2 separate regions of the Homo sapiens genome follow, and region 1 is linked to region 2. Evidence: read pairs that join two places in POLR2A ChIA-PET (ENCODE). Cell type or tissue: B cell. All regions are shown on one strand. Each heading gives the region's core, and the rest is flanking DNA. Links, peaks and the distances in the headings are about the cores only. Region 1 overlaps IQGAP1 (IQ motif containing GTPase activating protein 1). Region 2 overlaps CRTC3 (CREB regulated transcription coactivator 3).

Region 1 (16,322 bases), core at 5,821-8,320, 180 kb before region 2:
GTATTAAAGGCTTTCAGGAACAACTTGATAATCATGGCTGTAAGCCTTGAATTGTCCACCCTACGTTTAGGCCCAGAAGACTTCTGAGTAATAAGAACTAATGATAACCTAAAAATGTATTGTTGTTCTTAATATAATGTATAATACGTAATTGACAATACGTATATGGTGTTTATTGGGATGTCTTTTCTAATCTCTTTATATGGTACATGCTGGCCTATTATAGAAAATTCATGCAGTCATTTTTTGGTTCTTATCCTTTTTGACTCTTTATTATAATTGGTACTGTTGGCTGCCTTTTCCCTGAGATATTTCTTAGTTTGATTTTTAAAATTGTTTTTAATCTGCTCAACTAGTCCTGTTTTCTTTAATTATTCTACCTTCCATGTCCTAGTGATGGACATACTTTAAGATGCAATCCTTGTTAGATACATTTTCCCATTTTCATGGTTTCATTTATTCTCAAGACTTGCTGACATAAGATAAACACGGTATCTTCAGTTGGCTGCTGGACATTTCTCCTTGGATAGCTTTCTGTCACCTAGAATTTTTCATATCTAAAACTAAATCTACCTTTTCCCCAACTGAACTTCCCTTCCTCTATAATAAATGGTACCATGTCATCATTTTCCCAGTCATCCAGTCTCAAAACCTTGGAGATACCTTGAACTTCTAAATCTGGTCATTCCCTAAGCCTTCTCCATTTATTTGAAATATCTCTTTTATCCATCTACTGTTACAACAGCCTCCCAGCATACCTCCCCAGCTCCCATCTCCCATTATTCAACATATGCTGTGTCCTGTCTCCAGTCAGATCTCCCCAGGGCTCTATTTTTATCCTTAGCTCCAAAGCTAGGCTACTTCTTTATGTCCTGCTTATCAAGTTCAGACTTGTCTGACTTTCAAGTTGCTTATAATAATCTGATTTTATCCTACCTATCCAACCTTATTTTTCTGTTATTTTCTAGAACGTATTCTGTAGATTTTAAAAAACAATAGGGTATATTGCCTTACTGTCTCACAAACACATCATGATTATTTTTGCTTTATTTATTCTGGCTATTTCTCTTATTTGGAAGGCCTTTTGCTCTCTATCATGATTCACTCATTTCTTTAGTTTATGATTTCACAGTCTTAATATAGGCCTTTATTGCTTATCCAAATTCTTCTCACCTCATTATTCAGTCTTTTGCTTCTCCGAACCACTGTCACCCCTTATTTCCCTAAATTACAGATTGAATTGTATGGTGCCACATGACTGTGAGAATAGGCCTTGAAGTTCAAGGCTATTCCCAGTCTAAATCTACTCTGTTCCTATCCTACCTCATTCACTAACTCATCGAATGTAGAGCTTCCATGACCCTGGCTCTGGGCTTGATATCAAAGATATGGCAGTTAATAAATAACATAGATCTAGCCCTGCCTTCGTGTGGCTTATAGTCTGTTGGAGTAGCCAAACAGATAAACACAAATGATCGATTTTGGTAAGTGCTACCGTGGAAAAGTACTTGTCTTCCAAATTCCCTCATACATGCTCTATTCTAGCTACTTCATCTGTGTAGCTTCCCATTTCTCCTAAGCATTAAACACATTTTAATATTTTATAGTTTTTTTCAATGTCTAAATGTAGCAGGTTGCACAAACTAAAGCACTTAGTAAATGTTCATTGTTGAGTTGTTTCTCCATCTAGGCATGGTAGATAGTAACTAGGAGCATTGTAGTTCTGAAAGCCTCATACTCAGATCAGTCCAGTGATTTAAACTGGACTAGAACTTGGTCTTCATATGCCTGTGTCTGGGTCTGAAATAAGTAAATCACCTTCTCACACCTAATGAAATTCAGTGGGTTGTCCAAATAGAGATTTTCCAAGTAGTACTTTTTATTCTGTATTATAGCACTTTATTCCTTGCAATTCTTATGATGAAATGTCTGTTCACCCTAATGAAGTTATTTGCTGAATGCCACCGATGTTTTCTAAGAATGCCACCGATGTTTTCTAACTGTCCATAGTTTGATTTGGATTATTGATGATTGGTGAATGTCAGATGAACACAGTGAATGGATATCTTACTCTGTTTCTTTTATTTCTCCCTAGATTTTTTACCCAGAAACTACAGATATCTATGATCGAAAGAACATGCCAAGATGTATCTACTGTATCCATGCACTCAGGTAGTCAAATTTTCTTGGCAAAATAAGGAAATTATGAATAACATCTGAATTGAGTGTGTAGTTTTTTATCCTTGAGGTAAGAATGAAAAAGTTTTTTGATTAGTTTCAAAAGTTCCAAATAGGATAAAATACTATTATCCGAACAAAATGGTGAGAAACAGCTGTGTTTTTCTAGGGAGTTTGGAGAAGGGATTTATTTATTTAATAGCAGGTAATTTTCTTCTAAAAACATGGTATCTTTCATAATTGATCTAGTATTTCTGTGAACTATGCATTCACTTGGGGTGCAGTCTCTTGTTTAGTTAGGTAGGTCCTTGCCATTGTTAAGCCATTTGTTCATTCATTCAATAATTTTTATAAGCCGGATGCGGTGGCTCACGCCTGTAATCCCAGCATTTTGGGAGGCCAAGGCGGGTGGATCACCTGAGGTCAGGAGTTCAAGACCAGCCTGGCCAACATAGTGAAACCCTGTCTCTACTAAAAATACAAAAAATTAGCTGGGCATGGTGGCGGGTGCCTGTAATCCCAGCTACTCGGGAGGCTGAGGCAGGAGAATTGCTTGAACCCGGAAGGCAGAGGTTGCAGTGAGCCAAGATTGCACCATTGCACTCCAGCCTGGGCAACAAGAACGAAACTCCATCTAAAAAAAAATAATAATAATCATAATAATAATAATAATTTTTGTACCAACACAAACATGATAGTAAGAAATGATACAAAATATATTTTTTTCCCATAATGTCATGGTAAATTTGGAATGTGACTTAATTTTCAGGTCCCCAGAACACTAAATTAAATAGGAAGGAAAAGATGCAAGTCTGGAAGGATGGTGGGATGGCATATTAGTAGATGCTTATACAGGTTGAATATCCCTTCTCTGAAATGCTTGGGACCAGAAGTGTTTTGGATTTTGAAGTATTTGCATTATACTTACCAGTTGAGCATGCCAAATCTGAAATGCAGAATGCTCCAATTATAGCATTGAGGGTCATGTTGGTGCTTAAAAATTTTTAGATTTTGGAGCATTTTGGATTTTGGATTTTCAGATTTGGTATACTCAACCTGTGGTACAGTAGTGTAGTATTTTAGCAGATTTACTTGATGGCCACAGGACTAAAGAAGAAGATGGCAGAGCAAGTGGGACATGAGTGAGATATTTGCTTGGGCTGCACTTCTTATATGGCATCCTCTATGTGTGCTTGCTAAGTGTTAATTACATTGGAGTAGGTATATAATACTGATCTATAAGAAGACTATTGTCTCCAGTTTCTTGAGCAAACATGTACTAGATCTGTGGTATCATTGGAATCAGTGTGAAACATATGAAAGAATGAATATAGCTGAGAACTTGTGGATCTCGTGTTGAGAATGTAGCAATTTCAAATATGTGTCTGAGGCTGGGTAGGTACAGTGGCTCTCACCTGTAATCCCAGTGCTTTGGGAGACCAAGGTGGGAGGATTGCTTGAAGCCAGGAGTTAGAGACCATCCTGGGCAACGTAGCGAGACCCCATTTCTACAAGAAATAAAAAATTAGCTAGGCATGGTGGCATTCACCTGTAGTCCTAGCTACTCTGGAGGCTGAGGTGGGAGGATCACTTAAGCCGAGGAGTTTGAGACTGCAGTGAGCTATGATTGTGCTACTGCACTTCAGCCTGGATGACAGAGCGAGACTCTGTCTCTAAAAAACAAAACAAAACATTACCAAATATGTGTGTCTGAGTCCAGATCAGATTAATTCTGAGTATTTTGTTTGGCTTAGTGTTGCATGAGATTTGTCCATGTTGATAATCTTGTGAAGGCCTTACCTGCAATGGATATCTGAACGTGGAAGCAGAATTCCTCTCTGCTAGTTGTGTAGCCACTACTCTGCAGTGTAACCTGGGTTCCAGGCCCTCAAATTCTCTGTAGTAGAGCCTAAAGAATTAACTATGCCTTCCTAGTGGTAGAGTCAGAATGAGAAAGAGAGGAAGTCTGCTATTGTTTTCCATTTCTCTTGAATATGTAGTCTGTGCTTAGAAAGTATATATAGAGCAGTGTGTTTCGTGATTTATGGTTTCTTTTTTATGGTGTTTTTCCTGAAGGGTGGATTGGCAACATTTGATAATATGTAGGAAGTATTTATAATTGCTGAAAGTGCCTTCTTTTACCACAAAACACAGCCATGTTCAAAGCAGGTTCCTCACCTTGCTATATTGGATAAGGCTCCATCTCCCTTTGGATCAACAGTGACAGAAAAATACTACCTCTCTGTCTCCTCCCTGCTTGCCTTTTTTTTTTTTTTTCCTCTAAAGTCTTGATTGGCATTATTCCAGAGATAGTCACTGTACTTTAATCATACTAAATTACTTTTGTAGATAACATTCCACTCTCAGATAAGACCCCAGTTTTCCATTCTCAAAATACTTGTATACTAAGTTTGGTGTAAGCTCATTTGTCTCCTTAGTATGATTATGTTTGTGTGTTTCTCTGCAGAAAGTAATGGATTGGATTGAGGATGCTGCCCCAGGGCTTGCTGGGGATACTTTATGATACCATATACACTGTAAATAGAAATACACTTTCTAATATCTGAGAAATTCAATATTCAGACATATCTGGCTCCAAGAATTTGGATAAGGGACTGTGGACCTGTAGTAGATTCTGTTTCCTAATCACCTGCTGTGTTTCAGGGTCTTTATTAATAATCTTTGAGATTGGCATAGTGACTTCTAGGTTACTCACCATTCACAGAAAAGATAATTAGAATCCAGATAGATTAACATAGCTTCCTTCTGCCCATTGCTACAAAGTACAGCTTAAGTAGGAAATAAGAAAAATAAATCTAAGTGCAGTTACAGGCTGACGCATTATAGTGCCTAACAGTATATTTGTAGAAGTAGGCATGGGAGAGCAGGAGCAAAGATTGGAAAGTGCTGTTCACCATTAGGGTTTATAAGTTTCAGTGTGAAGCTAAGTACTTTTGATTGTGGGTAAGAGGACTTAACTGGCCGTTTTGAATCCTTTCATAGCTCCAGTGTCTCCATAAAATACTCGTAATAATTAAAGAGAGTTAAAAGAAAGATGGTGCCCATGTCTACTTTTTATATTAGCCAGTGATACGGTTGTAGCACCTTTAATTTACCACTGAAAGACATTAAAAGCTAAGTCAGTGTTCCTGGTACTGTGAAAGCAACTGTATTAGTCCGTTCTTGTACTGCTATAAAGAAATACCTGAGACTGGGTAATTCATAAAGAAAAGAGGTTTAACTGGCTTAAGGTTCCACAGCCTGTACAAGAAGCATGGCTGGGGAGACCTCCTCAGGAAACTTACAATCATGGTAGAAGACAAAGAGGAAGCAGTCACGTCTCACGTGGCAGGAACAAGAGGAAGAGAGAGGTGGGGAGGTGCTTACATACTTTTAAAAAACCAAATCTAGCGATAACTCACTCACTGTTAGGAGAACAGCACCAAGGGGGAAACCTGCCCCCATTGATCCAATCACCTCTCACCAGGCCCCCACCTGGGGATTACAATTTGACATGAGATTTGGACAGGGACACAGACCCAAACCATATCAGCAACATTCTTGAACTTTCTTAAAATTTCTTGTTCGCTATTTCCAAGTAGGAATAAATGAGAAAGAAATTCTTGGAGAAAAATATTCTCTTAATTAAGAATGCAGATGTGATGTATTAGTGAGAAAAATATATAAAAAATATATAAAAATGTATAAAAATATATAGAAAGTTATTAGTTATTTTGCTTTGGAATTTCTTTTTTAAAGAGGCAGGGTCTTACTCTTTTGCCTAGGCTGGAACGCAGAGGTGTGATCTTGACTCATTGTAACAACCTCCCAGGCACAAGCTATCCTCCTGCCTTAGCCTCCCAAATGGCTAGGACTACAGGCATGCACCACCATACCTGGCTAATTAAGAAATTTTTTTTGTAGAGACAAGTCTTGCTATGTTGCTCAAGCTGTTTTGAATTCCTGACCTCAAGCTATCCTCCTGCCTCTCTTTCTCAAAGTACTGGAATTACAGGTGTGAGCCACTACACCCAGTCTGGAGAATTTTTTGAATACATTTAAAATCTTCTGAGACAGGCGCTTTATATATCCATCTTGAGTCTTTTACCTGAAAGAAAAGCATTTAATCATATACACATGACTTATACTTGCACTTCTCTGAGAAAATGTTTAGCTTCTGTGGATGTATAAATTCTAGTGTGTTTTGAGAATACTTGATTTTTGTTTTTCTATTATACATTTGGGTTTATTATATACAATTTAAATTTTGATCAGTTCTGTGATTGCAGTGTACATGATGCGTGTTTGTATTTAGATGATATTGAGGTTTATAGATTATTTACAAAAACTGTATACCACTTTAAGTTTCTATGATTTATTTCTTATATATTTCTTATTTCCCTGCTTACTTTAAACTGTCAATATCTTGCTTTTGTCAGTATCTGTAAAGTACCCTTCTGATCTCTTCTAATTTATTGATTCTGATCAGTTAGGGCTTTAGAATCCACTTAATAACACAGGCTTATGGACATTAATTTATCCGTCCATCCATCTGTCAAATATTGATTAATGTTTATTAATATATGCTAGGCTCTGGGTAAACATTAGTGAATGAGCCCTGTATTGTCCCTGCTTTCATGAAGCTTAGAGTCTAGTTGATTTTTTTTTAAGTTTAAAAAGTAAAAATAATTTTCACCAACCTGATAATTAAAAAGTAAAAATATATGAAATATTCTTTATCTAAAACTGTTAAATTACCTGGATTAAACTTTTCCATCAGTAATATGAATTCAGTTTAAGTAAGATTTGCCATCTGAATCATTTTTATGAAGCTTTTCTAAAATGTCTTATTATTTAAAACTTATTGATTACAGGAAGGCAAACAAATGAAGAGACACTTCACATTATATTAACATTAATGTTAACATCTTTTTTTTTTTTGAAACGGAATCTCACACTGTTGCCCAGGCTGGAGTACAGTGGTGTGATCTCGGCTCACTGCAGCCTTTGCCTCCCAGGTTCAAGCAATTCTCCTGCCTCAGCCTCCTGAATAGCTGGGATTACAGGCACATGCCACCACGCCTGGCTAATTTTTGTATTTTTAGTAGAGACAGGGTTTTGTCATGTTGGCCAGGCTGGTCTCAAGCTCCTGATGTCAGGTGATCCGCCCACCTCAGCCTCCCAAAGTGCTGGGATTACAGGCATGAGCCACTGTGCCTGGCCATTAACATCTAATTATGCATTGAGTTTGTGCCAGAACCGGGACTTTAATTTGTGCCTACTGATTTCTCCCAGTCCAGTGCTCTTTGCATTGTGTTATGTGACTTTTTAGGACAATGTTGTCATGTAAACTAAAAAAAAAAAACTGAGGTAAATAGCGTATTGTAACTACAAAGGAGACTGTCGTAGGTACTGGGAGTCTCAGTGTTCAGAATACTTCTATTTTATACTTCATGCTGATTTTCGCCTTTTAAGGGTGGCAGCTAGGCACAGCTGGGAGGCCTAACCTTTTGCATATTGTATCTTCTAGTTTGTACCTGTTCAAGCTAGGCCTGGCCCCTCAGATTCAAGACCTATATGGAAAGGTTGACTTCACAGGTAAGGAGTTAGATACTTGGCAGGAAATGCTTGAATTATGTGGAAATAGCCTGGAGAGCCAGCAGTACCAATTTTGAAGACCTAGGGCTTTAAAAATACACTGGCAGTGGAGGTGAAAAAAATACGAATAACTTGCTTCTCTAATGTGGGGTAAAGAACACTAAACTTGAAATTTCAAGCTCTGTTCTCTCACTTAATAATGTGAACATGATTAGTGAGTCTCAGTTTTCTTATATGTAAATTGGGGATAACATTAACATATATAAAACATAATAATGTTAACACATAACACTAAATGTTCGGGTATGTTGAAAAAAGCTTTATAACTATCTTTCCCTTTCCATTCCAGCAAGCATCTGTTGTGGGCAAAGCAAGAGGGAGAGTGGGGAGTGAGATGACACAAAGATGCCAATTTAGTAATTTTAAAATTTAAGCTTATTTGGGTGGGTGTTTCTATGTGTATTTGCTATAGCCAGATGCTTGAAGAGATGAGGGGTTGGGGAGAAAAAGGGCAGTGGTAATACTGTTTAAGGGTAAGATAGATTCAAGTCTTTCAAAGTGGTGATTATTTTGTAGGCTTGAAAGTTTAAAAATTGGTAAGAAAGTTTTTGTCCATGATATTTTTTCCTTCCAGGGAAGTTATTCACCAGACCTGGGGAAAGGACCAGACCTTACATGTTTTCTTTATCATTTGGCTTTCTGCCTTAGAAATGAAATTGTTGAATAGCAGCTAATGATTGTAAAGACTGAGATAACTGACTTAGTTTGTGATTCACTTATTGTTGAGCTCACGTTAAAGCTGTTCCATTTATAAGTTCATTGTAGGAAATGCCATAAGTAGCAATTTTGAAAAACTATTTCCTGTAGGACCTTCTCACTTTATAGTTATTTTTGATGCCCTTGATAATAATAACGTTTGACTACATTTTATATACTAGTTACTGTGTTAAGTGCTTTCCATACATTGTATCTTTATATCCTTATAAAACCCTAAAAGGTAAATGCCATTTTATCCCATTGCATAGTTGAGGAATATGTTTCCTTCTCTTGGTTATGGAAGGGTGCTTAGCTTGATTGACTGATTATTAATTCCCTCCTGTAGAAGAAGAAATCAACAACATGAAGACTGAGTTGGAGAAGTATGGCATCCAGATGCCTGCCTTTAGCAAGATTGGGGGCATCTTGGCTAATGAACTGTCAGTGGATGAAGCCGCATGTAAGAAGAGAGAAATTTTGTGGGTTCAACTGGGATTGTTGCCACTATTTCCAATAATTAATTCTATAGTGATGATCTAGGACATTATGAATCTTGCCAGCAAGTTTAAGTCCACAGATGTAGTTGTAAACACATAGTCTTCCATGCTGTTATTATTTGGAAATACATGATTAATTCTGATTAAAGTGAAAGCATTTAGAAAGGAAGTCCTGGCTGGGCGTGGTGGCTCACGCCTGTAATCCCAGCACTTCGGGAGGCCAAGGCGGGTGGATCACCTGAGGTCAGGAGTTCAAGACCAGCCTGGCCATGGTGAAACCCCGTCTCTACTAAAAATACAAAAATTTAGCCGGGCATGGTGGTGTGCACCTGTAATCCCAGCTACTCGGGAGGCTGAGGCAGGAGAATCACTTGAACCCAAGAGGCAGAGGTTGCAGTGAGCCGAGATCATGCCATTGCACTCCAGACTGGGCAACAAGAGTGAAACTCTGTCTCAAAAAAAAAAAGAAAAAAAAAGAAAGGAAGTCCTACATTTCCGTGGCTCATTGAGTTTCTTATTGTTTTATGGTGTTTACTTGGTAATTAAGGCAGATATCTCCAGAGCAAGTGTTCCTTGCAAGGCTCTCTTATGAGTGTTTCTCTGTGAGATTCTAAATTCACCATCCCAGACATGGATCACAGATGGAGCTGTGGCTTTGCATACTGTAAGGAAGAGGCTAGGCTCATAGCCTGGCCCAGGGAGCCAGTCTTCGAACCCCAGTTGTTATTTCTCTGTGAAAAGGAGCCTCTGTCTCTAATGGGGGGTGCAATGTTGCTTTCTGTTGTGATATACATCCTGTAATCTATATAATCTCAGTGTTTTTGTTGGTTTGTTTTTTTGTTTTTTTTTTTAGTACATGCTGCTGTTATTGCTATTAATGAAGCTATTGACCGTAGAATTCCAGCCGACACATTTGCAGCTTTGAAAAATCCGAATGCCATGCTTGTAAATCTTGAAGAGCCCTTGGCATCCACTTACCAGGATATACTTTACCAGGCTAAGCAGGACAAAATGACAAATGCTAAAAACAGGGTAAAAATGCAACATCTATTCTTTCTAATTAATTTATATTATTCCGTCATTTGATATGGCTCCAGTTTAAACATCAGTTTTATTGAGATGCAGTTTACATACAACAAAATTCACCGGATTTTAAATGTACAGTTTGAGTTTTGAAAAGTATATGTGATCATTTAACCATCACTCCCAGAAAGTTCCTTAGTGCACTTTTGCAATTAGTTTCCACCTTACCCACACCCCTGAGCCCAGGCAACTACCAGTCTATTTTCTATTGCTGCCATTGACCTTTTTAAGAATTTTATACAAATGGAATGATGCAGTATCTAATCTTTTGGTGTGAGGCTCCATTTTGACCTCTGCTTCTTGAATTTTATATAAATAAAATTCTAGAGCGTAGCCATTAAAATTAATAGTGCCCTTTGGAAAGATTATCTCTAAATATTAACATAGTCTTTCCTCTTTCCCAGATTCTCTGGGGTAAAATGTTTGTGTACAGTTGTTATGGGTATGTGGAAGTTAGTTAAATGATTCTGACTTGAAAAAACTGAATCTGAGGATCTCATTTCCCGAGGTCAGGAGTTTGAGACCAGCCTGGCCAACATGGCGAAATCCCATCTATACTAAAAGTCAAAAATTAGCCCAGCGTTGTGTTGGGCTCCTGTAATCCCAGGTACTTGGGAGGCTGAGGCAGCAGAATCTATTGAACCTGGGAGGTGGAGGCTGCAGTGAGCCAAGACTGCACCAGCCAGGAGACAGGGCGAGACTCCGTCTCGGGGGGGAAAAAAAAAACTTCACACAAATTTATCCACCCCTTGTTAAAATTAGTGGTTGATGACAAAACGAAGACAATCCTGCTCTCAGAACATTCTTTGTATCTCTTATCATAGAGCAGGGATTTCAGTTTCCCAGTTAGGTGCCAAACTGGCCTGCAGGCAAGTAGCTGCTGCCCTGCCTCTGCCTATGTCACCAGTGAGACTCCAGGATTGTGGATCTGTATGTGCCCATTCTGCTCAGATCTGAGGCAAGGATGTGCTGCCCCTAATCCCAGCACTTTGGGAGGCCAAGGCGGGCAGATCACTTGAGGTTAGGAGTTTGAGACCAGCCTGGCCAATATGGTGAAACCCTATCTCTACTAAAAATACCAAAAAAATTAACTGGGCATGATGGTGCACGCCTGTAGTCCCAGCTACTCAGGAGGCTGAAGCAAGAGAATCACGTGAACCCAGGAGGCAGAGTTTTTAATGAGCCAAGATGGTGCCATTGCACTGCAGCCTGGGTGACAGAGTGAGACTCTGTCTCAAAAAAAAGACAGAATCTCGCTCAGTCACCTAGGCTGGAGTGCAGTGGCACGGTCATAACTCACTGCAGCCTTGAACTTCTGGGGAAAGCAATCTTACTGTCACAGCCTCCTGAGTAGCTGGGACTACAGGCATGTGCCACCACATTGGGCTAATAAAAAAAAGTTTTTTGTAGAGATGGGGTCTCGCTATGTTGCCCAGGCTGATCTCAAACTCTTGGCTTCAAGCCATCTTCCCACCTTGGCCTTCCAAAGCACTGGGATTACAGGCATGAGTTACTGTGCCTGCTTTGTTCTTTATAAAGGGTCTTAAGCTACACCCATATTCTTGGTAGTGTTATGGTGCAGGAGGAGCACACGTGTATTTATGTGGTCTTCTTAGACACCTTAAGCTAACTTAATTACGCTTTTTACTCATCCTCAGACAGAAAACTCAGAGAGAGAAAGAGATGTTTATGAGGAGCTGCTCACGCAAGCTGAAATTCAAGGCAATATAAACAAAGTCAATAGTAAGTATGTTCCTGAATCAGGCACCTAAAGGGATATTATAATATAATGTGAATGTTGATCTATTCTGGGACTTACAACATAGTTTGATTTACTTACTTTAGACATTCGTGGATTTGTTTAGCAATAATTGCTTGTTAACAATCTTTTGTGTTTCTATGCCTCCGTTTTAATTATTTATCTTCAGTCAGCCGCTTGTTCCTACACTGACAGTAGCATCATAGTAGTCTGTTTGGCTACAGTTTCACTCTTTCACCCTATTACATGCTTTTAAATATTATTTTCCTGGCCAGGCACAGTGGCTGATTAATCCCAGCACTTACATATCTGTAATCCCAGGACTTTGGGAGGCTAAGGCGGGTGGATCACCTGAGGTCAGAAGTTCGAGACCAGCCTAGCCAATATGGTAAAACCCCATCTCTACTAAAAATACAAAAATTAGCCGGGCATGGTGGCGTGCTCTTGTAGTCCCAGCTACTTGGGAGGCTGAGGCAGGAGAATTGCTTGAACCTGGGAGGCATAGGTTGCAGTGAGCTGAGATGGTGCCACTGTACTCCAGACTGGGCAACAGTGAGACTCTGTCTCAAAAAAAAAAAAATATTTTTCTATTTTTTTAAAGTAACATTATATTTTTGTTTTTCCTTTAAAGAATAATGCAAGCTGTCTAGAAATAAAAAATAAACCACAAAAATTAGACTCCTTCACTTAGAAATAATCATCACTTAGGAATAATCATTACTGGCATTTTTTTGTATGTCCTTCAAAACTGTGTGTGTGTGTGTGTGTGTGTGTGTGTGTGTGTGTATATATATATTTTTTTTTTTCTTTAAGAGACAGAGTTACACTTTGTTGTTTAGGCTGCAGTTGCGATTATGGTTTACTGCAGCCTCAAACTCTTGGGCTCAAACCATCCTTCTGTTTCAAATTCTCTAGTAGCTAGGACTACAGTCATGCGCTGCCACACCCAGCTGATTTTTAAAATTTTTTTGAAGAGACAGGGTCTCGCTCTGTTGCCCAGGTTGGTGTCAAACTCCTGATCTCAAGTGATCCTGCCACCTTGGCCTCCCAAATTGCTGGGATTACAGGCATGAGCCACCTTGCCCAGCCTCCAAAACATATTTAAACAAAAATGAGATTATACTTTTAATATTGACTTTTATATATGTGTTACTTTTGGGAAATTAATTTATTGAAATTATCATTTTGTCACTACTCTGCTAAAGAACTCACCATGACTACTTCATACTTGCCAGACAAAATGCAGATCCCTAGCCTAGTGCAGTTCTTTATGCAATATTTCATGCATACAGCTCTTTGTAGAAGCTCATTTGCCTAATTACCTCCCATACTCATTCTGTACATTTTATGACTTAAAAGGAATCTGGGCCAGGCAATTCCAGCATTTTGGAAGGCCAGGGCAGGTGGATTGCCTGAGCTTAGGTTTGAGACCAGCCTGGGCAATGTGGCGAAACCCTGTCTCTACAAAAAATACAAAAACTAGCTGGACGTGGTGACATGCGCCTGTAGTCCCAGCTACTTGGGGGCTGAAGCAGGAGGATTGCTTGAGCCCAGGAGGTTGAGGCTACAGTGAGCTGTGTTCGCACCACTGCACTGTAGCCTGGGCAACAGAGTGAGACCCTGCCTCAAAAAATTAATTAATTAATTTTTTTTTTTTAAAAAAGAATCTGGCTCTGAAGTGGTACTGACCTGGTATTTGATCTCTTGTTCCTCTGTTAAAAGCTGTGTAACATTGGGCACCTGCAGTAGCGTTGTTAGACATATAATACGAGATAGTGTATGTAAATTGCCTGCTATTTAGTAAGTACTCAATGAACATTAATATTATCGCTATGTCATGTAATCTCCCTACTGTAATGCCTTCATGCCTCATCTCTTCCTAATCCAAATTGTACCCATCATTCAAGATCCAGTTCAATTTTCACTTCAGTGCCTGTCACAGTTCAATATGGTTGACTTTCAAATCTCCTGTGTCGTACACAGGCTCATCCCTATAAATTTGCACTTAATTATATATTGTCTTGTATTGCTTGATCTTTATTTCTGACATCTTTGTAAACTCCTTAAAGTAGAGATTACGTATTCTGCTTCTTTTGAAGTCCTCCTAATTCCTAGCATAGGTTTAGACTCACCAAAAAAACTAAAAGGTTTGATTTCAACCAACTAGGTCAGGCTTAATCTTGTTTTGCTCAAGATACTCATAACAATAATAATAGTAATTGTTCTCATTGTTCATTTGGAGGGCCAAATTTCTCATTTGAACTAATACTAATAACTAGAGAGGATTTAGAAGATTTTACCAATTGCATAGGATTGGAGTTTTAAGTCCTGACCAGCATTCTTTTTTTTTGGGTTTTTTTTTTTTTTGGAGACAGAGCCCAGGCTGGAGTGCAGTGGCACGATCTCGGCTCACTGCAACCTCTGCCTCCTGGGTTCAAGAGATTTCTTCTGCCTCAGCCTCCTGAGTGGATGACCAGCATTCTTTGTATTCTGCTACCTTCTGGTTCATTTAGGATAATGACCTTCCTAGCAGAATAATCCATTCAAGTGTGGATGGTATCTTGTGCTGAATCTGTATTAATCCTTAAGTCAGCAAATATAAACTGGAGTGTCCTTATGGTTGGTTCTCTGTGAGAAGAAAGTCCACGATGTTTCCTGTTGCATAGAGTACATAAAATATTTTTTGTTTTACTGAGGGATTTTTCTCTACCTTACTGTTTGGTATTTTATAACCTTTATAGTTTTACCTTGCTAATTGTATAAGAATCAGTTGTGAGCACATGTAAGGAAATAATAATATGTTCTTAAAATGTCCTATTCATATTATTATTATGTAGTCAGAGGAGCAAAATAATAAAAATTCCCTCAAATACCTTTCAGTATAGTGGGGAAGATAGACATACAAATGAGTACTTTTAGGGCAGCTTGATTAGAGCAAGATGCCAAGAGCACATGTGGTGCAGTCATAGAATAAAGAAGGGAATGATGACTTCTGCTTAGAAGTTTGAGCAGGTTTTCAGTGTACATGGATCTTCACAGGGATCCTTAGGATAGATAAGAGGGTGAGGATAAGGCAGAATTCCCTATAAAAGGACAGTCTTTTCCTAATTGTAGAGAAAGTCTTGAGGCAAAGGAAAGTTAGATGCCAGGAGGATATAGGGACTTCGGGTTCCAGGAATTAATGTAATTATAGATAAGATTCTTTGCCTAGAGCATTCGAAACAGCAATGAGGCCATTGATGCTGCCCCAGGAGAAAGCTGCAGGCCAAGCAGTTAAAAATTAGAAAAAGTTTTTATTTTATTTTTTGTTAAGTAGACTAAGGAAAATTAGAGTTATATAACTAAAGTTCAGTGAGAGAAAGTATTTAAGTAATGTTCCACACTTTATTATGTTTGCAATATAAATGTTTATAGATATTCATTTAATATTTACATATTTAAGTAGTATGTGTACACTTCTAGAAAAAGCAAAATTTACTAGATGCTTTTGTAGATAGATAATCTAAGACTCTATGCTATATACCTAGAGAAAGTCTAGTTTGTTATCTACATTGATTTTATTTTCTGTCCCTAGCTACTATGAAAGCTCCTTGAGGACAGGATATTTGTTTTTTTCACAATTATATTTGCAACATATAGCAGATCCTCAGTAAATATCATTGAAGGAATGGATGATTAGTTGGCTAACAGCCACATATACCTGCAGACATGACTTGAGAAGCCACCACCTTGGTATGGTGCTCAGTTGAATGGCAGGTATGAATATTAGGAAGAAATAAACAGTATCTTAGGAGCCTACAGTGAGACCTCACATCCATACCAATGTTTTAACCTTTTCTTCCGCCCTTTTTTTAAATAGTTCTAGTCTCCTCATTGCCCCTACTTCCCATTTTCTAGTTTGAGACTTTATTTTCCCTTGGGCTGTTTTGATTTTCTTTATAACAGCTTATTAATTTTATTTTGTTTTTTACTAATGAAAACATTTGCAATTGATAAGTACTATTATGCCCCAGATATTTTTATTTTTGGTATTTTATTGATTTCTTTTTGCTACTGTGATAAAATCAGATGTTTATCTGTGAGTGGTGGTAGGGACAGGCATTTTCTCTTCAAAAAATAAGGAAACGGAAAGTAAAAAAGTAATTATGATTCCTTAGTGGCTATCATTTCTGAAATCAGAAATTATCTTATTCTGTCTTTCAGGCTAAGAATACCTTTTTGTTTTGTTTTGTTTTTTTTACAATATATAAAGTGCTTTTATGTATATGATTTTATTTAATCTTAAAAATATTCCTATGACGGAAGGTATCTTCATTATCATTTTCAGATGAAGGAACATCTGGGTTTTCATTGTCATGTATTGTATTATAGAGCTTGTGTGACCTCAGGTTCTATGATTAGAAGAGAGAATGTGGAAAGGGGAAGATGACCCCTTTCACTCTGCACAGGTT
Region 2 (16,322 bases), core at 776-3,275:
CTAAACCTCACCCACTGTGGAAGAAAGGGGAGGTCCCACGGTACTTGCCTTGGCCTTTCTTCCCAGAGGGAAGCTGTGTTGACTTTGAAAGAAAACAGTTAATCTGTTCCAGCCCTTAAGGATGCTCTATTGCAATTGTTTGTATTGCCTGTGTACTTAACTATCCCCACCTGTTTAGGATCCCTTTGGCCCAGTTCCATTTTCTTCTGCCAAGTCTACCAGAGTCACCATTAGCATTAGTTGTCTTAAAAGGCTTTTTGTAAAAGCAAGATGTATTTGATGTTTAATCATTTGGGAAGTAAAAAAGAGATATGATTTAAAATTTACATATTTAAACACAGGAGAAGCAACCACACTGTCTTTTGGCTGTGAGAGGCACATGTGGTTGTGGAGGCTTTTATCAGAGGATAACTATGTCTTCTCCACCAAAGAGGGCAGTGGTGTGCCCTCCTCCCTGAGTACCAGGGACTGGTCTCTGGAAAGAGATGTTCATCTCCCTTGGTTCTTGTGGATTTGTAATACTCATTCCTGTCCGTCTGGAGCTTATATTCTAGTTGAAATAGCTTAGTTTCTTCTGACATTCATTTCTTTTTTCACCCTGCTTTTTTCTTTTATTTATTTCATTTCCTCTCAAGCCAATTGGAAAAGAAATGTTTATTTAAAAGCTCTATGTCGTCCAGACCCAGTGGCTCATGCCTGTAATCCCAGCACTTTGGGAGGCCGAGGCGGGTGGATCACCTGAGGTCGGGAGTTTGAGACCAGCCTGGCCAACATGGTGAAACCCCGTCTCTACTAAAAATACAAAAATTAGCCGAGTGTGGTGGTGCATGCCTGTGATCCCAGCTACTCGGGAGGCTGAGGCAGGAGAATCGCTTGAACCCAGGAAGCGGAGGTTGCTGTGAGCTGAGATGTGCCACTGCCACTCCAGCCTGGATGACAAGAGTGAAACTCCGTAAAAAGCTCTATGTGTAAAACATTGGTCTTTTAATGTTAATCCAGAAGGTAAATTGATAAGGCATCAAATTAGGAAAATGTATTAATATTATGCCTCCCTTAGGCCTGGAAGTTTGAGTTTAAAAAAGTCATGCCAAAACCTAAAAGGCTGCTGTGTGAGGACTCTGTCGACACGCAAGCTCTCACTTGCGCCCACTAGAGCCTCAAGGTCCTTACGAAGACACTTTTCAAAAACTTGAATTTGGCTTTACAGCGAGTAAGCCCAGCTTTCATTGTCTCTTCTCAGATTCAGTCCCTGTCAGGACGCCCTCGATCCTGTGATGTTGGAGGTGGCAAGTAAGTAATATTCTTTCTGTTCGTGTTTCAGGGACTATCCTGAAGGTTTTTCCCAAAAGTCTCGCTGCTTTGTTACAGAACTCTCAGAAACGTAACTTGCTATGCATAAATTGAAAGTCAACTGCATTTTCATAAAAACAGCCACTCTCTTTTGATACTCATATTTCATCTGTTTAAACTAATTAAATTACATGACTATAATAACAAACAAAACTTACATAAGTATGTTTGAGAATCACACAACTGACTCTTGGTAAATACACAACTCTCCGGGTAGAAGCAGTGTCAGAAGCAGAAACGTGCAGGAATCGAGAGGAGCCTACCAGCCCCGAGCTGTGGCAGGCTGTGGGCATCGGTGACATCCTGGCCAGGGGAAAAGGGAAGCATCAGTTCACCTGGCAGCTTAATGGCACAGAAGTTAATTAAGAGAGTTTCTGTGAATGTACTTAATGTCACTGAACTGTACACACAGAAATGGTTAAAATGGTAAATTTTATGGTATATTTATTTTACAACAATTTAAAAACATAAATGGAAGATAAATATATTTTCCATTTGCAATACAAAAAAGTTTCTATGAAACCATTAATTTGTTAGTGGATTTAATAGTATGCAACTTCACTCCCTAAAAGGTTTGAGACAACTTACAAAAATATAGTACAAGCAAATGAAAAAGGAAGTTCATGAGGAAGTTGAGTCTAAGAGAGAACGAGGAGATGAGAGAGATAATGAGGCCCTTGCCTTAACAGAAACTGCCTTGGGAGGGCCGGCTGGTGTGCTGCGTGGGACGGTACAGACAGCTGCTGGGGAGGTTCACAGAGAGGACCCCTTGGAACTCGATGGGCTGTGTCCTGAGAGAGCCCCAAGGAGGCTTCCTGGGGCTGTTTATCATAGTGTCCGTGAGAGCAGTCCCACCACTTGGAACTGAAGCCAATTCAGAAACAGCAAGGCTGCAGGGCCAAAATAATGTGGTTTGGAAATGGGATTCTTGCATGATCTGACTTAGTACATACAATCACCAGTGGGTCAGTGGGTGAACTAAATCCACTTCAAGCAGTCATTGAATGTGATTTCCCCCAACAGAGCTTCCTGTGAGTATCTCACAGCAGCGCAGTCAAGGCACTCTCTACTGAGTACCTGGAGCTCAGACATTCTTTCTGGCAGGTTAAACGTAAACTCAGGTGATTTGCTGAGCTGCGCCACGGGTTGATGTTTGCTTCAGAAAGTGGGCAAGCCTGCCAGGACGCATGCCCAACAAAAGACAGGCCGCCGAGAGGTGCAGGACATTCCCATGGAAGGGGCAAGCTTTTCCTCAAGGGAGTCTCCCTCAACCTAGTCTGGTTCAGGGGCTTCCTGGTAAAATGGAAATTTGGAAACAAAAACAAAAACAAAAACAAACATTTTCCTCAAGAATCAATTTTGGCTTAACCATCAGATAACCTTCAGGCTCTGAAAGCCTAACATTATAGAATTGGGCTGCAGTACTTTAGCCCTCAAGAGGTTTTTGTTGTTGTTGTTTAGTTAGTTTGTTTGTATTTATTTATTTATTTGAGATGGAGTATCGCTCTGTCGCTCAGGCTGGAGTGCAGTGGCATGCTCTTGGCTCACAGCAACCTCTGCCTCCCAGGTTCAAGCGATTCTCCTACCTCAGCCTCCCAAGTAGCTGGAATTACAGACGTGCACCACCATACCTGGCTAATTTTTTTATTTATAGAAAAGATAGGGTTTCACCATATTGGCCAGGCTGGTCTTGAACTCCTGACCTCAGGTGATCCACCCACTTTGGCCTCCCAAAGTGCTAGGATTACAGGCATGAGCCACCATGCCCAGCCTGTTTTGTTTTTAAAGATAGATAGGGCCTTGCTATGTTGGCCAGGTTGGTCTTGAACTCCTAGTCTCAAGTGATCCTCCCAAAGCACTGGGATTACAGGTGTGAGCCACCATGCCTGGCCAACCTGGAGAGTTTTAAAGCAGGTGTTTCTTAGGTAGAGAAAGTTGCTTTCTTGCTCTTACTTTACAGATAGAATTCCATTCAGTGACTTCTAGTCATGCAGATATTTATTGACCCCCTAATTCTTGGCACTGGGTTAAACAATGAACAAAACAGATCAAGTTCCTGCTTTCGAGGAGCTAATAATCTAGTAGAGCAAGATGGGCAGAAACAAATAAGCAAAGCACAGCAAAAGTCATGTGTGGGTAAATGCACTGAAGGAGACGCAACTGTGGCAGGTGGACAGGCAGCCACCAGCGGGCGTTGAGGAAACCTTTCTGATAGTGTGAAGCGACGCAGAGAGGGCTCCAGGCAGCAGGAACAGCAAGTGCAAAGACCCCAAGGCAGGAGTGGGCCTGGAGTTCAAGGAGGCTTGTATTGCTTGGATCTGACGCAGAGAAGATGGGAGTCGTTAGAGGGTCTTGAACCGGGGGGCGCATTACTTTCCTTAGATCAGTGGTGACTCCGTTAGGTAGTAACTATATTTGGAAAGGAACCACCTGTATTTCTCCCAGCTGCAGAGGAATTGTGTGAACGTTACTAATGACCTGTTTCACAGTGGTCACATTTTTTCCATCCTTGCTCTGTGCTGTTGGACGCTTCTCCCTGCCGCGCCCCTGCTCTCTCTGCCTTCACTCCCACCTGATCACCCATGGATCTTTCTTCTCAGTCAGAAAGCCCATCTGCTGTCACGTTGAGGGCTCTGAGGTCTCAATTTTATTTTTCTAGTCCTTGATCTTTAACCCTATAAACAGTTCCATACTTCCAGCCATCTAAGACAAAATTCAGGCTGGGCGCAGTGGCTCATGCCTGTAATCGCAGCACTTTGGGAGGCTGAGGCAGGCCGATCACTTGAGGTCAGGAGTTCAAGACCAGCCTGGCCAACATGGCGAAACCCTGTCTCTACTAAAAATACAAAAATTTGCTGGGTATGGTAGTACATGCCTGTAATCCCAGCTACTCGGGAGGCTGAGGCAGGAGAATTGTTTGAACCCGGGAGGCAGAGGTTGCAGTGAGCCAAGATCGCACCACTGCACTCCAGCCTGGGCGACAGAGCAAGACTCTGTCTCAAAAAAACACAAAATAAAATAAAAAGACAAAATTTATATTCAGTTTTTCTACAACCAAAATGAGCCTTCTTCCTCACCCTCCGGTTGGACACCTCTCCTGCTGCCTCATTTCTTTCCAAAACTCCACAGTTCGCCCAGTCCTACTTTTACCAAGAAAAGTGAGGCGAGGCTGGCAGGAGTGAGTGCTCAGCTCTCTTCTGCCACTGATTCCCCCGTCACCACCCTTCTCTGGTCCTAGGGACACCGAGGTCCCTCCTAGTCAGGCCGGCCACTTTACCACTCCCTGGCCCTCCTCCCGCTGGATTTGTGGAGGCCTTTCTCTGCTAGTTAACTGTCCCTCATCTCCAGAATTCTCCGCCATGCTTTCTGAAAGCATATTTACTCTCAGGTGTTCCTTCCTGCTTACCCATCATCAGCCCACCATGCCCTGGCTGCCACCTCTGCTGTTCAGTGGAACCTTGAGAATGTCGGTTGCCTCCTGTACGTAACTGAGAGAGAAATATCCCTGCTGCATGTCTTCCTAGTGAGCAGAAACTCAAAGCCAAAATAGAATTCGTGATCTCATCCATACCCCTGCCCTCATTCCCAATCTGCTCACATCTTCAGTGTCCCCTGTCTCAGTGAGGGGCTCCACCAGTCCCCAGGCTAAAGGCCCCAGAGTTGTTCTTGAGTCCTACTTCCCTGTCTCTAGAGTCTAGCCTGCCTCTCCCTCCCTGCGCTCGTGGCCTCCTGCTGGAGCGTTCAGCAGAGTCATAGCGGCCTCTCCACCTCCAGGCCTGCTCCGTGCACCCCAAGACCCCTTCCCCAAGTCTGTTAGCCACGCTGTCCTAAGAAAAGCTGATACCTCTCCCCCACCACACTGCCCACCCCGCGTCCAGCCTTCCACTGGCGTCGTGTCAGCCTCTCATCAGTCCCAGCCTCGGGTGCTCTCTACCTGCTTTTCCACTTCCATCTCCCACCACTAACCAGCCCTCCTAAACTCAACCTCCCGTGGTCTGAATCCTCACAGTTCTGAGGGCACACCATGTGGTCTCACACCTCCCTGCTTTTGCGCATGCTGTGAGCTTTGCCTGAAATCTTTTTCCTGACTAGATCACCTGAGTTCTTTAGCCTTTAAACTAAGCTCAGATGTCCTCCAAGGAAGCCTCCCCAGGTCAGCTGGGCTTCCCTCCACATGGCCTCCCTCCAGGCTCTATCACTGCACTACTGAATTGTATTATGTTGCCGGTTATGCTCCTTATGGCTCAGTCTCTTGAAGCCCTGATGCCAGTGGCTGGCCCCTGGGAGGTGCTCTGCTGATGTGTGCAGGAGGGAATGAAGTGTCCTCAGGATTCGTGACTTCCCTCTGCTCCTGGCTGGTGGCACCTTCTCCCGCATTCTCCTCCGCGTCACCCTCACTGCTCTTTTCCTATATCACCCCTGGACCACTGCAGGTGGTCCTTCTAATTGGTTCTCCCTGCCTCTCCTTCTGCCTGCTGAGGCCATCCTCCACACTGGAACCACAGTGACATTTCTGAAACGCCATTCTCCAGCTTAACCTGGCCTCCCTCTTTCCACAGTCCCTGATCCAGACTCCTGAGAACAGCACATTCTCTCCCGCCTGCCTCTCCCTCCCCATGTGCCACCCTCCCTCCTCACCCTCTGCCCTGACACCTGACACCTCAGCCATGCCCAGCTACTCTTAATTCCACGCACACACTGTGTCACATCCATGGCAAACCCGTCCCCTCCACAGCCCATCCTGACATGGACAACTCCTGCTTTTTTGCTCCCGGTGTCACTTATATGCACTGGTTACACACACCCCTTCTCAAACCCAGCATAGCGCGCTTCCTGCCACGTTGCAGTTACTTGCTTTCCCAGGCTGTCTCTCCTGCCCATCTGTGAATTCCAAAACAAGGTCCTCTCAGACCTGGCTAGCAGGCCCCTCCCTGGGGCCCCGCCCTTGAGAGGGCTTCATTCCCAAAGGGAACGTACCACCAGTGTATACGCACTAGGCCTGGGGGGTGGCTAGAGAGTCAGCAGGGTGTGGACAGAGTTTGGCTGCATAGGCTGGGATAGCTATGTGCGTACTGCAGTACAGAACAGAACTAGGGGGAAGAGAAGGGGACGTGGACTGAGGGCCAGGCTGTCTCCCTGTGCATTCTGGCACAGAACTCCAAGAAGTCTGAGAATTCTACATGTAAATCTGGCTTCACAGGCTATTATGAAGGTATAATATGTCAGGATAGACACATAGAACAAAGTTCATGTAAGGGTTTGTTCATTTGATTTATAACTTTTAAAAATGGAAACAGATGGTATGCGGGCCTTCTTTTATACTCTTGCTCCAGGCCTGTACATTTCAGGAGTAGGCCTGACCCCGGCGGACACACTCGCCCTGCTTGTTCATCATGGTGCCGCCAACATGCGGCCCGCTGCCTGGCACACAGTGCCTAGCCCATAGATTGTGATGAATGAATGGCAACATCTCTTTGTCACTTTAAAGTTTATGAAGACTGTAATTTTAAAAATATATCTTGGAAGGTATATTGGAAGGTAGCTAGTTACTCAGAGATACTTTTTCTGGTAGCAAAGATAACTTAAAAATCTAGCAAAAAGAACTACATAAATAGCAGTGCCTCACATTTTATAGAGTGGTTTATAATTTTCAGAATACTTTTGCATCCATAATCTAATCTGGTCTTGATTATTCTAGACCCTAATCTAGTATTCCTGTAATGTGGGCACAGGTAGTGGGTGAGGATATGTGTTTCGGAGAGGTTAAGCCGAGCACCAGTGTTCTCAGAATCAGAGAGGCCGCACCAGGACCTCGGTCTTTTGTAGCCACTGCTCTTATTTGACAAGGAAAAGGTTTCAGCCATGTTTGGTTTCCCAACAGCCAAATACATTGTAGAAAGTCATTCTTAATCTTTCTTTTTTCAGTGCTTTTCCACATAATGGTCAAAACCTAGGCCTCTCACCCTTCTTGGGGACCTTGAACACTGGAGGGTCATTGCCAGATCTAACCAACCTCCACTACTCGACACCCCTGCCAGCCTCCCTGGACACCACCGACCACCACTTTGGCAGTATGAGTGTGGGGAATAGTGTGAACAACATCCCAGCTGCTATGACCCACCTGGGTATAAGAAGCTCCTCTGGTGAGTATCTCCTGCTTAGCAGTGACCTGGTGGCTTAATCATAGGTGGTCCCCACCCATGTGGCCTGTTCAGTGAATCATTGAATGAGAATGACTGCATCCCAGTTAGAGATGATAATGTACCTTCTTGTATCTCCTGACCCTGCGGACATTTTTCTTGGATGTTTCTGTTTCTCCTGGGTTGATGAATTTGGGGCAGCTCTGCTGAACCTCATTCCTTATCATCCTCACTCGCTGCTCTATCCAGGGACTTGGGGAATAAGATATGGGAGCCAAGAAATAAGCATCCACTCCGTGTTGGCTGAACAGTATTAGTGGCTGTCATCAACATATGATAATTTATAATTTAGGCCATCTCTCTGGATTCCTTTCATTTTCCATTAGATTTCTAAAGGCAATATTCTGCATTTTAGAAAATTTACAGTGGATATGATGAAAATATTTATACTTAATATCTGTGTGTGAAGTAGAAATCCCCCACAGTTCCAGTTAAAGATGTAGCATTAGCTATATAAAGATGCTACCCATAATGGGACTTGGGTGTTACTCTCTGGGTTTGATTGTCCACAGCTCAGACCCCATATTGAAATTATGACTACATTTGTTTGAAGCCTGACACTTTTTTTTTTTTTTTTTTGAGATGGGGTCTTACTCTGTCACCTAGGCTAGAGTGCAGTGGCACGATCTCAGCTCGCTGCAACCTCTGCTTCCCAGGTTCAAGCAATTCTTCTGCCTCAGCCTCCAGGGTAGCTGGGATTACAGGCATGTGCCACGATGCCGAGCTAATCGTTTTTGTATTTTTAGTAGAGACAGGGTTTCACCATGTTGGCCAGGCTGGTCTCGAACTCCTGACCTCAAGTGATCCACCCGCCTTGGCCTCCCAAAGTGCTGGGATTACAGGCGTGAGCCACCACTGACATACCCTTGTCAATGTCTAGGGCAGGTGATAATCCTCTTACTCCCAGTGGTGCAGTACAGCCCCTGGCCGTAACAGTCCTACCCAGAATTGTGTTGTGGAGCATTTCATTTGGAAGGGATGCTCAGTGATGGTCTCCAGGTGAAAGCAGTGTTTGCTGCCTTTCACTCTGAGACTCATCCATGCAAATCAGAACTCACCACCCAAATGAGAGTGGTCCCCTTCAGGGGGGGTCACCTGGAAGTTTTTCTAATGATTGCAGTGATGCTGCCTGGTGCAACACAATCTTAGGTTTGAAGAATTGATTTCAGAGAACACCTTTATTTTTGTTTTTTGGGTCATTTTAGTATCCTTAATAGTAGCAGGTTTTTCATCGACTGAGTCTCAGTTTTGATATTTATACATTTGCTTCATAGGAGAAATTTGATATTTGCTTCACAGGAGAAACTCTCGAAACCTTTATGCCCAGATTCAGAGTCTGGGCAATTCACCTTTTGGGTGAATCCTCAATGTATGAAGATATCTAGGGTCCCAGAAGTAAAGCAGCATCAGCACATAGCTCCTTTGGGTCTCAGGGAAGCTGGCATTTTCCAGTACAGCCTTTGACACTTTGCTTCAAGCTGAAGATCTTATGTTTAGTCACTGGTTGTCTTCTCAAAAAAGCACTATTTTATCCAGAACATGTCAGAACCAATGTCAGTTTCTGTATTTTCTTTTTTTTTTTTCTTTTTGAGACAGACTCTTGCTGTGTCGCCCAGGCTGGAGTGCAGTGGCGCCATCTCGGCTCACTGCAAGCTCTGCCTCCTAGGTTCACGCCATTCTCCTGCCTCAGCCTCCCCAGTAGCTGGGACTACAGGCACCTGCCACCACGCCCGGCTAATTTTTTTAGTAGAGACGGGGTTTCACCTTGTTAGCCAGGATGGTCTTGATCTCCTGACCTCATGATCCACCCGCCTCGGCCTCCCAAAGTGCCGGGATTACAGGCGTGAGCCACGCCCAGCCGGCAAAATTATTTTTAAGAATTTTAGGCTGGGTGCGGTGGCTCACTCCTGTAATCCCGGCACTTTGGGAGGCCGAGGCGAGTGGATCACGAGGTCAGGAGATCGAGACCATCCTGGCTAACACGGTGAAACCCCATCTCTACTAAAATTACAAAAAATTAACCAGGCGTGGCGGCACATGCCTGTAGTCCCAGCTACTTGGGAGGCTGAGGCAGGAGAATGGCGTGAACCCGGGAGACGGAGCTTGCAGTGAGCTGAGATCATGTCACTGCACTCCAGCCTGGGTGACAGAGCGAGACTCTGTCTCAAAAAAAATAATAATAATAATAGTGATAATAATAATTTTGCCAGCTGCTGGATTTTTGTCATTTCTTCCTTTTCGTAACTTTTATCAAACACTTAAATTTTTTGTCAACACGAAACAACACATAGTTCTGCTTACCCCACCTGCTGGTACAAGAAAGATGGGCTGAAGGTTAAAACGTAGGTATTGCCAGTTGAGATACACACAGCAGCAGCAGCCGAATAATTGATTCACTGGGCGAACCTGCTCCATGCCAGGCCCTGTGCCAGGTGCTGAGGATCCAGCAGGGCATAGGACAGGATCCCCAGTTTCTGGGAGCTCATGCCCTAGCAGCCTATGCTGCAAAGATCTCTCTCCCAAATTTCCTTGCTCATGATCAAATTCACCCCTGTCCCCCAAATAAAGCACCAGCAAAAACTTCCTTTTCCCTGAGTTGGTATAGACTGTGATGAACAATTTCCTGGGAACCAGAAAATCAAAGAGGGACCCTGGGGTGGGAGATACAGGGAAGTGTCCCTTCCTGTGACTCCCTAGTGTGCTAAGGGTAATTAAAGACCACCAAGACAGCTCCCCAAGGGCCATGACTCGCCGTGGAAGGATGTTCTCCAAAGGTAGCAGGGGATGCAGGCAGTGTGCTTGGGACAGAGACCTTCCGGGGCTCTAAACAGAATTTGTTGTACAGCCCTAGGGTCCTTTCCCTGGGTCTGGGCCGAGCACCTGGAATATTTGCCTCTGTTACCCCGGTTTACCTAGTTTTGCTCACCTAGGGGTTGTTGACGTGATCTCCCTCCTCATGGGAAAACATCGTTGTCATCTTTGTGGCCCCATCTCTGTTAGTGCAGGGGCATCTTTTCCTTGCCATTGGTGCATCGGATGCAGTCCCTGTAGGAGAGCTGTCCAGGAGCTCCTTTACCTACAGAATCATCATCGCATGTGACAGTAGACAGTTTTCTTTCATTTTTGGAATACAAAAGATTTGGTCTGAAATTATAAGTAACTTGTGAATTTGTTGTCTTCCAGGTCTCCAGAGTTCTCGGAGTAACCCCTCCATCCAAGCCACGCTCAATAAGACTGTGCTTTCCTCTTCCTTAAATAACCACCCACAGACATCTGTTCCCAACGCATCTGCTCTTCACCCTTCGCTCCGTCTGTTTTCCCTTAGCAACCCATCTCTTTCCACCACAAACCTGAGCGGCCCGTCTCGGCGTCGGCAGCCTCCCGTCAGCCCTCTCACGCTTTCTCCTGGCCCTGAAGCACATCAAGGTTTCAGCAGACAGCTGTCTTCAACCAGCCCACTGGCCCCATATCCTACCTCCCAGGTAAACACACACAGACAGACCAACCACTACAGTGAAACAGACTGCAAGATATAGGAAGTGCATTCCTCCTCTTTACTATTTTGGGTTACACTCATTATTACACCAAGCACCCATGAGGTCTCAAGTGCAGTCTGTTCGCTCTTATATGTGAAATCAGAGCAGAAGTGTCAATAATGCAGAATGAATTCATGATTTTCTTTTCTTTTTTTGAGAAAGGGTCTCACTCTGTTGCCCAGGCTGGAGTGCAGTGGCACAATCGCGGCTCACTGCAGCCTCACCTCCCGGGCTCAAGCGATCTTCTCACCTTAGTCTTCGGAGTAGCTGGGACCACAGGCATGCACCACCATACCTGACTAATTTTTTGATTTTTTTGTAGAGACAAGTTCTCGATATGTTGCCCAAGCTGGTCTCAAATGCCTGGACTCAAGCCATCCTCCCAGCGTGGCCTCCCAAAGTGCTGGGATTACAGGCATGAGCCACTGCACCCAGCCTAATTAATGATTTTTTATTATAATAATAGCAGATTTGCTGTGTTGATTACTCTTTAAGCAAATGTTGAACAATCTGTAGTCACTAACTCACAAACTTGGGGTTGAGAGGAACGGTAGGATATAGAGAATGCCATCCAGGTAAGTCTAAGGCAACTGAGGGAAACCAGGTTAGGATTTCAAAGTTGGCATGGAAAATCAGTCATTGACTCTCTAAGTACATTAAGCCATAGGGGAAAGCCAAAGAAAACATTTAATACCTTCCTGAAGCTTTGATAATGAATTAGACCTCTTCCCTAATTGTCTACAGATTTGAGAAACAATACTTTTATTGTTCATGAAATGCTAAGTATGTTGAGGATTATATCTCTTATAAGGATGAAAAGAAGTCTGTTGAGAAAGAGGCACATTTAAAAGTCACCCACCCATACAAAAAATGGAAAAATTAGCTGGGTGTGGTGGCACACGCCTGTAGTCCCAGCTACTCCAGAGCGGAGGTGGGAGGCTCACTTGAGCCCAGGAGGTCGAGGCTGCAGTGAGCCAAGATAGCCTCACTGCACTGTAGCCTGGCAACAGAGTGAGACCCTGTCTCAAAAGAAAAGAAAAGCCCATTATAGAAACACAGGGGTTGAAACATCCTATAAATTCTAAACTCAGAGGTGGTTCTCCTTATACCATAATCATCGAGGAATGTGTTTTCAACCTTTTGTCACATCCTCTGTCTATTACAGCATCATTTTTTTTTTTTTTTTTTTTTTTTTTTTTTTTGAGACGGAGTCTCGCTCTGTCGCCCAGGTCGGACTGCGGACTGCAGTGGCGCAATCTCGGCTCACTGCAAGCTCCGCTTCCCGGGTTCACGCCATTCTCCTGCCTCAGCCTCCCGAGTAGCTGGGACTACAGGCGCCCGCCACCGTGCCCGGCTAATTTTTTGTATTTTTAGTAGAGACGGGGTTTCACCTTGTTAGCCAGGATGGTCTCGATCTCCTGACCTCATGATCCACCCGCCTCGGCCTCCCAAAGTGCTGGGATTACAGGCGTGAGCCACCGCGCCCGGCCTATTACAGCATCATTAACTACTCACCACCTCGCCATAAATTAATGATTTAGAAGGAAGAGTTGACAGAACACAACGGAGAGTTAGAGGATCTTGTTATTGGTCACTCTTTACCAATTACTAGCCGTGGCGTGTTGATCGTATGAGTGATCTCTTTTGGGCGAGGGTGAGAGGACATTTCATAATTTTTAAGTCTCACTCTGTCGCCCAAGCTGGAGCACAATGGCACGATCGCGGCTCCCTTGCCTTGAATTCCTGGGCCCAAGTGATCCTCCTGCCTCAGCTGGGATTCTTCAAGTAAATGTGACTACAGGCCCATGTCACCACACCCAGCTAATTTTTTTAATTTTTTTGTAGAAACAGGGTCTCCCTGGGCTGGGTGTGTGCCTCACACCTGTAATCCAGCACTTTGGGAGTCCAAGGCAGACGGATCACTTGAGGGTAGGAGTTTGAGTCCAGCCTGGTTAACATGACGAAACCCCATCTCTACTAAAAATACAAAAATTAACCGGGCATGGTGGCACACGCCTGTAATCCCACCTACTCAGGATGCTGCGACGTGAGAATTGCTTGCACCCTGGAGGTGGAAGTTTGCAGTGAGCCAGGATTGCACCACTGCACTCCAGCCTGGGTGACAGAGTTACTCTGTCTCAAAAAAAAAAAAAAATTAGAATTAAAAAAAGAAAAGAAAGAAATAGGGTCTCCCTATGTTTTCCAGGCTGGTCTTAAACTCCTGAGCTCAAGTGATCCTCGCACCTCAGCCTCCCAAAGGGCTGGAATTAGCCAGTGTGCCTTGTGCCAGGCATGAGCCACTGTGCCCTGCCATAATTTTTATTTTTTTTTAGAGACAGCGTTTCACTCTGTCACCCAGGCTCGAGTGCAGTGGCGCGATCACAGCTCACTGCAGCCTTGAACTCCCTGAGCTCAGGTGATCCTCCCACCTTAACCTCCCAAGCACATAGGACTACAGGTGTATACCATCACACCCGACTAATTTTTGTATTTTTTTTTTTTTGTAGAGATGGGGTTTCACCATATTGCCCAGGCTAGTCCATAATTATTGTTTTCGTGGTTCTTATGTTATTGAATTACCTTTAATTTTATTTTGCAAGATTATTTTATAAGATCTAAAAGTATTCTTGCTTTTTAGCTACATTTTAAGGAGACTGTATGGCCAGAGTGTCCCCTTTCAGATGTGTTTTTAATTTGTTTAATATTTAGATTTTTTTTAAATGAATGTTGCTGGACACAGTTGTTCTGACTGTAATCCCAGCTACTCAGGAGGCAGAGACTGGAGGATTGCTTAAGGCCCGGAGTTCAAGACCAGCCTTGGCAACATAGTGACACCCTATCTATCTCTTAAAAAAAGGAAATTTTAAAAAGTGAATGTTATTCATGCACATAGTTTAAAAAGTAAAATAGTTCTAAAGGGCTTGTTATAGAAAAACAGCTGTCTTTCCCTCTCGTTAGGCATATTCCTCACTGCCTAGAGATGGCTGTCAACCATTTTAACTAATCTCTTTGGTATAACCATGTTATTATTATTTTGAGACAGAGTCTTGCTCTGTCACCCAGGCTGGGGTGTAGTGGTGCGATCTCAACTCACTGAAACCTCCACCTCCCAGGTTCAAGCGATTTTCCTGCCTCAGCTTCCTAAGTAGCTGGGACTACAGGCATGTGCCACGACGCCTGGCTACTTTTTGTATTTTTAGTAGATACAGGGTTTTACCATGTTAGCCAGGCTGGTTTCGAACTCCTGACCTCAGGCAGTCTGCCCGCCTCGGCGTCCCAAAGTGCTGGATTACAGGCATGAGCCACCTCACCCAGCCTAACCATGTTGTTTTATGCTTTTTTTGTTCTACATTTTTGGTGTTAGGCATTATCTAATGACATCCTACCAATGAAGATTAGAATTTAATTCTCTTTCCACTCTCCCACAGACTCCACCACACACATATGTGCGCACATGTGCACACACAATTTCCTACCCACCCTCCTCATTTATTATAATTTTGGTTAGAGCAATACTCAATATTTAGTGTTTTTATAGTTACAATGTAGTCAGAGTTGACATATAGTATACTATGAAACAAGAAAATGAGAATTTTTTTTCCTCTTGGGAGTTAATAAATGTCTGACTTTTTTTATTAGCCTGGTTATCTATATGTATCTATGTGTATGACTAATTCAGTCCCCAACTCTTGGAGTTGGGCAGATCTCCTCTCGACACATTCAAAACTAAATTCTCTAGTAGCTCTATAGCAAAGAGTGCCTGTGACTTTGTATGACTTAAAATGTCTTTATTTGATCTGCCATTTAATTATTATTTGGCTGAATATAGAATTCTAAATTTGAAATAATTTTCCCTTGGCATCTATTGCCTATTCATTTGTAAGTTGCATTGAGAAATCCAGTGCCATTCGGACTCTTAACACTTTGCATGGAATCCCCCTGCTCCACCCCAGGCTTGTGAGATCTTTTTGTCCCCAGTGTTCTGAAACTTCAAGATGATGTGGCTTGGCGTGAGTCTGCATATTTGGTGGGTTCCTTCAATCTGGAAACTCACAGCCTTCATTTCTGGGAAATGTTCTTTATTTCTTCAATGATTTCTTCCCTTCAGTTTTCTCTGTTCTTTCTCTCTGGAACTCTACGAATGTTGACTATCCTGGACTTTTCCTCTATTATCCTTATCTTCTCTCTCTCCTCTTTTGCTTCTCTGTGGTTGCTTCCTTGTTTGTTTGTTTTGCTTTGCTTTCTGGAAGATTGTCTCAGCTTTATCTTCCAACACTTCTGTTGAGTTTTCCATTTCTGCTCTCATTTTTAAATTGCTATGAGTTCTTTTTTGTTCTCTGAGTGTTCTTTTTTAATAGCATCATACTTATTCCACAGATGCAATATCATCTTTTATCTCTCAGGTTTTTAGTGGTCTTTTTTTTTCGAATTTATCTTTATTTTCTATAATAGAATTTTCCTAAATTGCATAAAAGTAGAGAACATAATACAATAAGTCCTCCTATACCCATCATTTACCCTCAACAATTAATTTTTTTTTTTTGAGACAGGGTCTTGCTCTGTTGCCCAGGCTGGAGTGCAGTGGTGTGATCTCGGCTCATTGTAACCTCCGCCATCCAGGTTCAAACCATTCTCCTGGCCTCAGCCTCCCGAATAGCTGGGACTACAGGTGCACACCACCACACCTGGCTAATTTTTGTAATTTTTAGTAGAGACGGGATTTCACCATGTTGGCCAGGCTGGTTTCAAACTCCTGACCTCAGGTGATCCACCCACCTCAGCCTCCCAAAGTCTGAGATTACAGGCGTGAGCCAGCACGCCAGCCTTGTTATCTTGTTTCATCCATACCCTGCTTTTAAAAATTGCAGATATTTTAATATGTATCTCTAATAGATAAGGATTTTCTTAGTAGCCTAAATATTGTCATGCTGATTTTGGTTTTTCACAACTACTTCTTCCTGCACACATCTTTCCAAGATTGTGTGTGTCTGCTCTGGCCTCTGACTTTCACGGCAGATGGTTTCCTCAGGGCCTGGTGATCCTCAGTGCTCTGCTCATGTTTAAGAACAGGACACTGAGGGGCTGTCTCCTTGCGGCTCTACACTAGAGCGGAGTATGAGACTGAGGCGAAGGGAGTCATGGCAGGACAAGCGTGTAGAAAGTTTTTTCCACTCTCTGACTGAGTATTGGTTGGAAGGAGCGCTGCTAAAACTGTAACCAAAGGAGGCATTTTGCT

What was found. ChIA-PET counts read pairs that join two places held together with the same protein. Peaks named below come from ENCODE experiments on the same cell type or tissue, not always from the same donor. Only the 100,000 strongest peaks of a DNase experiment are listed, where the experiment ranks them.
Region 1: POLR2A ChIA-PET joins it to region 2 with 6 read pairs; 1 of 35 experiments calls an interaction of 5 or more read pairs at or near these places.

The regions. Positions count from the first base shown.
Region 1 is chr15:90,431,624-90,447,945 of GRCh38, forward strand. IQGAP1 (IQ motif containing GTPase activating protein 1) reads left to right here. Exons shown (of 38, transcript NM_003870.4): 5 at 2,096-2,172; 6 at 7,709-7,776; 7 at 8,879-8,992; 8 at 9,883-10,061; 9 at 11,771-11,855. Among named protein-coding and RNA genes, the nearest start is that of IQGAP1, 52 kb to the left of the region's middle. RefSeq lists a silencer at 5,441-5,641. In B cell, for the core only: no CTCF peak of the experiment used is centred there; no DNase peak of the experiment used is centred there.
Region 2 is chr15:90,618,501-90,634,822 of GRCh38, forward strand. CRTC3 (CREB regulated transcription coactivator 3) reads left to right here. Exons shown (of 15, transcript NM_022769.5): 9 at 1,241-1,290; 10 at 7,276-7,493; 11 at 10,734-11,032. It overlaps CRTC3-AS1 (CRTC3 antisense RNA 1), which reads right to left. Exons shown (of 4, transcript NR_120372.1): 4 at 1,509-1,653. It also overlaps the pseudogene HSPE1P3. Among named protein-coding and RNA genes, the nearest start is that of LINC01585, 34 kb to the right of the region's middle. RefSeq lists an enhancer at 2,306-2,355. In B cell, for the core only: no CTCF peak of the experiment used is centred there; a DNase peak (open chromatin) is centred at 2,021; H3K4me3 peaks cover 327 bases; H3K27ac peaks cover 1,639 bases.